2 separate regions of the Homo sapiens genome follow, and region 1 is linked to region 2. A link is a loop called in an ENCODE intact Hi-C map of the cell type or tissue named here. Cell type or tissue: MCF 10A. All regions are shown on one strand. Each heading gives the region's core, and the rest is flanking DNA. Links, peaks and the distances in the headings are about the cores only. Region 1 has its middle 35 kb from the start of SRI. Region 2 overlaps LOC124901692 (a long non-coding RNA gene).

Region 1 (2,918 bases), core at 277-2,776, 60 kb after region 2:
CAATTAATTGTATACTTTAAGAGGATGAATCTCATGGTCTATGAATTATATCTCAGTAAAGCTGTTACCAAAAACAAAATGAAAGGAAAAGAAGATATATTCTAGGTGTTTAATTACTGAAATAATTAACTTTGTTTTCAATCCAAAAATCAAAAAAAGAAAGCACCAGTAGGCAGAGCAGGATAGCTGACTAGAGGAGCATAATGCTAGTACACCATACAAGACAGGATCAAAGCAATGAATGAAAATTACATTGGACTGGGGTGTTTGAGGGAGAACACTGCAGTACAGCAGGGAAGAGAGAAAACCTGTGGAGCAAGGAGACCTTTAGGGAGGGCCACATACAGAAGAGACAGAAACACCCTGCCTCCACCACGTGATCTTCTCAGCTGGAATTATCTAGGAACAAGAAGGCACTTGATGGACAAAGGTATGTAGGAGGCCTGTAGCACCCCCCATTAATGTGATGAACACCTGCAGTCTTTGCTTCCAGAGAAATCTTCAGTCCTCACAGTCCTTGAGCCCAGTTTGGGGAGGGGCTTGGTATCCATATAGCTGCACTGCCCCCAGAAAAGAAGCCCACATTGTGTGCCCTCTGACCCACACAACCCAATCTGCAGCTATATAGGACCCATCTTGAAACCGGAACAACAGGTAGAGTGCACCTTGCTCCAGGAACTGCATCTTTTCATCTCTGAGGCTAAAATGCCATTATACCACCTTCACACAAAGAAGTGCACCATTCCATCACCAAATTGCTACAGATCCCCACACCCTGGGAACAAGTTGCCTAGGAGACAATCTCTGCTTTTCACATCTTAGTGACTGTAGCACCCTGACCCCAGCCTGTTGGAACCTAGGTCCAGCAACCTGGCCCCAGAGCCCATGCAGCTTACTGCCTCCAAAGTAATAGATAATTCTGCCCAGCAGAGAAACCTAGTCTGGGTCAGCCATATGCACAGTCAACACAATCACCAGCCAGGCACACTACTTCCAAGAGAGCCCTGCCTCGAGCCAGTGGACTGGTCCTTGCATATCCCAATGCACTCACCAGCCAGATACACCAATTCCAGGGGTGTCCTGCCACAAGCCAGTGAACCAGGCCCCCACAGACCAACTGCACATTCACCAGCCAAGCATGCTGCCTTGAGGGAGGCCCACCCTGAGCTGACAAATCAGCCCCCATGCACCAGTAGAGTGCTCACCAGAAAAGTGCACTGCTTACAGGGAGGCCCTCCTCTGAGTCAGCAAATTGTGGTCCCCATGTACCCTGGCATGATCACCAGCTGGGCATGCCACTTCCATAGAAACCCTGTCCAGAGCTGATAAGATGGCCTCTGTGTGTCACTGGCAAGCTCAAAAGCTAGGCACGTTGATTCCAAAGGAGCCCTGCCTCAAGCTGCGAGTCAGGCCCACAATCACCACCCAGGTACTCCACTTCTAAGGGAGAGCCACTATAAGTCAGCAAACCTATCCACACATACTGCCAGCACACTCATCAGGCAGGCATGCTGCTCCTAAGGAAGCTCCACCCCAAACCAGCAGACTGCCCCTCACATGCCACCAGTCCACTCACCAGCCAAGTACTGTTCTCCCAGAAAGACTCCACCCTGAGTTGATGGACCAAGCCCTTTACTCACCAGGCAGGCATGTTGCTCCCAGAGGAGCTCCCACCCCTATCTGGCAGCCTAGCCACACAAACTCCTGCAGCCTATGCCACCAAAGCACTCAGGCATTACCAAAGTTGACTACAGCTGAAGAAACTGCATGGAGACCCCTACTGTGCCCACCCAGAACCAAAGCCAATACACATGCTACCCAACTGATACCCTCAGACACATCTGTAGGTGAAAGTCTGTCTATAAAATACAAATGCCACTCCATAAAATTGGAAGAGGCAACTATTTTACCAGATGCGCATATATCAACACAGGAGCACAAGAAACATGAAAAAGCAAGGAAACTTAACATCACCAAAGGAGCACAATGATGCTCTAGTAACTGACCCTAAAGAAATGGAAACATATAGTTGCCTAAAAAGGAATTCAAATAACAATTCTAAGGAAACTTAGTGAGATGCAAGGGAATACAGGTAGACAATTCAATGAAATCAGAAAAATAATTCATGGCCTGAATGAGAAATTCAACAAGGAGACAAATATAAAAAAAGAACCAAACAGAAATCTTAGAACTGAAGAACTCAATGAATGAGATAAAAATATAACAGGGAGCTTCAACCTCAGACTAGATCAAACAGAAGAACATTTCTGAACTTGAAGACATCTCTTTTGAAATAACAGAGGAAAAATGGGGAAAGAAGAATGGAAAAGAACCAATAAGGCCTAGAGGATTTATGGGACACAATTAAATGAACAAATATTTACAATAAGAGAGTTAAAGACAGGGAAGAGATAAAGTCACAGAAAAAAATTTTAAACAAAATAATAGCTGAAAACCTCTCAAGTATTGGGAGAGTTGTGGACATCCAGTTCCATTAAACTCAGAGAATCTCATATAGATTCAACCCAAAGGGGTCTTCTCTGAGGCACATTATAATCTAATTGTCAAAAGTCAAAGACACAGAGAGGTTTCTAAAAGCAGCAAGAGAAAAATGTCAACATATAAGGGAAGCCCCATTAGACTATCAGCAGATTTCTTAGCAGAAACTGCAGGCTAGGAGAGAGTGTAACATATGTAATGTTATATTCAAAGTCATAAAAGAAAAAATAGTTTCACCAGGAATACTAGACCCAGCAAACCATCCTTTTGAAATGAAGAAGAAATAAATACTTTCTCAGACAAGCAAAAGCTGAGGGAATTTGTCACCACAAGACTGACCTTACAAAAAATGCTTAAAGGAGTGCTTCAAGCAGAAGTGAAAAGATAATAACTAATAACATGAAAACATATGAAAAAAG
Region 2 (2,918 bases), core at 298-2,797:
GCACAATGTTGGATATGGCCCAGTGGAAAGGAATGAACTGACAACTGAAAAAGTGAGGGAAATTGGAGGAGTGAATTGTTGTTGTTGTTGTTGTTGTTTAGACAGAGTCTCTCTCTGTCACCCAGGCTGGAGCAGTGGCACAATCTCCAGTCACTGCAGCCTCCACCTCCCAGGTTCAAGCAATTCTACTGCCTCAGCCTCCCAAGTAGCTGGGATCACAGGTGTACGCCACCACGCCCGGCTAATTTTTGTATTTTTAGTGGAGACAAGGTTTCACCATGTTGGCCAGGCTGGTCTAGAAATCCTAACCTCAAGTGACCCACCCACCTCCGTGTCCCAAAGTGCTAGGATCACAAGCATGAGCCACTGCATCTGGCCTGGAGGAGTGAATTCTTTATGATGGTATGGGGTGGGAATCCAAAGCACATCAGGAGGGAATAGCCTTACAGCAATGAGAGTTGGAAGAGTATGTGGGCATGAATATAGTGAGCTGGTAGAACTAGAGGTGGGAAAATTAGATTATGGTGGGATCATAACCTGTGAGTGAGTGAGTGAGTGAGTGAGTGAGTGAGTGAGTGAGTGAGTGAGTAAAGGAACTAGAAGAGGTTTAAGAAATCATTCTAGAGAGTTAGAAATGGAATATGGCTCCACAGGTATAGTAGGATGCCACTAAGTGTAATATGCCCTGACATTTGTGGTCATGGTTTTGAAATAACTAAACCTAGCAACAATTATTTTATTTTCTCCAGTAACATTTAGCTGCTTGGGTGAAGATGCAAAGTAGGCAGTCACTTCAATATAACTAGTGTTGAAATTTTGCCAGGCAAGGAAGTGGCAAAGAGATGGCCAAGGTAATCAAGAAACATCTGTAAGAAAATCGTCATAACAGTATGTGAAATCACAGCTGGTAAGAAGGAAGTGAAAGATAGAGAATGTGATGAATATGATGAATATAAAAATAAATAACAAAGGCAGGGGATTAGAAGACTTTATAAGGTTGGTAACTTGCAAGAGTGGGATAAGCAGCGTAAGTGAGCTGGATGGATAAGAGAGAATGATCAGAAAATGAGACGTTTGAAATGAAAATGTGGTGACTGTTAGTAAGGAAAAGGTGGATGCTGTGACCATATGAGTAGCATCTAAGTGAGAAGGAAGGTGGATAGAAAAGATCAGTATCAAAAACTGACATAAGATTTTTTATTACTTTACAATCATTTGAGATCGAAATGCTATTAAGATTATTTTTACACCATTTCTTATATTATTCATGTAGACTAAACAATTTTGTTTTTTTCTGGTCATAAAGGGTGATCAATATAAAAATTAATTCTGGTATGACATATATGGTAATTTCCTCAGTATTTCCTGATTGTTTTGCTCATACAGTAAGTTATCCTAGACAATTGTATTTGGAGTCCTTGAGTCTGCTTTTTAGAGTTTACCTGTCTTTTTCCTCTGTTCCTTTCAGGCACAGGAGGCTGAAAACTAGATTTCCTAGAATTCACTAACGCATTTCTTAGTTAGATACTTGAGGGCATACCTAGATTGAAGTCCATGAACTTGACTGAATCTGTTTGGATTTCTCGTGTCCTTTCCTTGGCTTCCTTCCCTCTAGACAAGTGAAGCTTTACTCTTTGAGGAGGAAAAGGGGGTACCAGGGCTGACAGAAGTCAACCACTGACAATAATAATCCTTTATTTCTAGCCAATGGATTTTGACAAGATTTGACAAATTTCTGTATTTAAATTTCTAGTGTTCAATTAAGATACTTCTCTTGCTTATGAACAATCTTCTTGTGGAATAGTCATAAAGTTATGAGTGGCCCAGGATTTAATTTCAATGTTAAAATAGTTCTGATTTGGGGTTTTAATTAATTCACATTTGAATAAAAATTTATAACCTACCTCCCCCTGCTTCTAAAGATTCTTTCCTGTGTGGCCTTTCTCATGTGTAAAATCTATGATATAATCACTGCTATACAAAATGCGAGAAAGCACAAATTAAGACTATTCCCAAATAGCCAACAGCCCAACCAAAGCAGTTATCTAAAGAGGACTGGTAGAATAGCCATTTATTTTGTTTTTCTTCACTTCCTTTTTTTACTGTTAAATTTTTTTTTTTACTTAACACTAATTGATAGTACATGTCCACATCCTCGTTCCTGTAATTATTACACACGCAAAATAAGATGACAGGTCTGAGGCATCAAAACTCTTTCGGCAGCTGCTGTACAGTTCTGTTATGTGAAGAGGGAAGTCTCCACTTCCTTCTATATAATGAATGCTGCACATTCTTCCACAGACTGTTTATAAAAGCTGACTCCTGGGACCTAGTAAGCAATATCTTACTACAGAGATCCTTTCCAAAAAAAAAGGGCTTAGGAACTCTACAGAATGCTATTACAGACACAGGAGATATGGAGTTGGGAAAGAAGTAATTAAATGAAAACGTTATAGATTAAAAAGGAGTCTGAAAAAAAAGCAGAACCCTGGGAATAGCAAGAGATAAAGTAGCTGGAGGCATCTGGCCTTTTCTGAGCAAATTTAAGCACAAACTGGCAATCAGTAGAGGCAGTTACTTGAGCATTCTGCTTTAGCTAGGGAAGCACTGGTTTAACCTCACCAATACATTTTTGACATGAATGGTTTCAAAGATCTTATATATCTGCATACTTATTTTATAGATTTCTACCAGTCCATCATTTTCCCTTCAAACCATTCATTCACTCATTCAACATATTTATTGAGACCCTATGTGCCGGTCACCATTGTACGTGGTACATATACAGTAGGGCGAAAATTACCCCAAAATATCTTTGTGCTCATGGCTCATGAGTTCCAGAGGAAAGAAAAACACTAAATGTAATAAATAAATAAAGGACAGTATGTCGGAAAGTAATGAGTGCCGTGGAAATAACA

What was found. Hi-C counts contacts between places; a loop is a spot of excess contacts. Peaks named below come from ENCODE experiments on the same cell type or tissue, not always from the same donor. Only the 100,000 strongest peaks of a DNase experiment are listed, where the experiment ranks them.
Region 1: a loop joins it to region 2, with 2.1 times the contacts of the local background. A loop is called at or near these places in 6 of 110 quality-filtered maps.

The regions. Positions count from the first base shown.
Region 1 is chr7:88,253,549-88,256,466 of GRCh38, reverse strand. No RefSeq gene overlaps it. Among named protein-coding and RNA genes, the nearest start is that of SRI, 35 kb to the right of the region's middle. In MCF 10A, for the core only: no CTCF peak of the experiment used is centred there; a DNase peak (open chromatin) is centred at 1,566.
Region 2 is chr7:88,313,637-88,316,554 of GRCh38, reverse strand. All of the region lies in intron 1 of LOC124901692 (a long non-coding RNA gene), which reads right to left. Among named protein-coding and RNA genes, the nearest start is that of STEAP4, 8.2 kb to the right of the region's middle. In MCF 10A, for the core only: no CTCF peak of the experiment used is centred there; no DNase peak of the experiment used is centred there.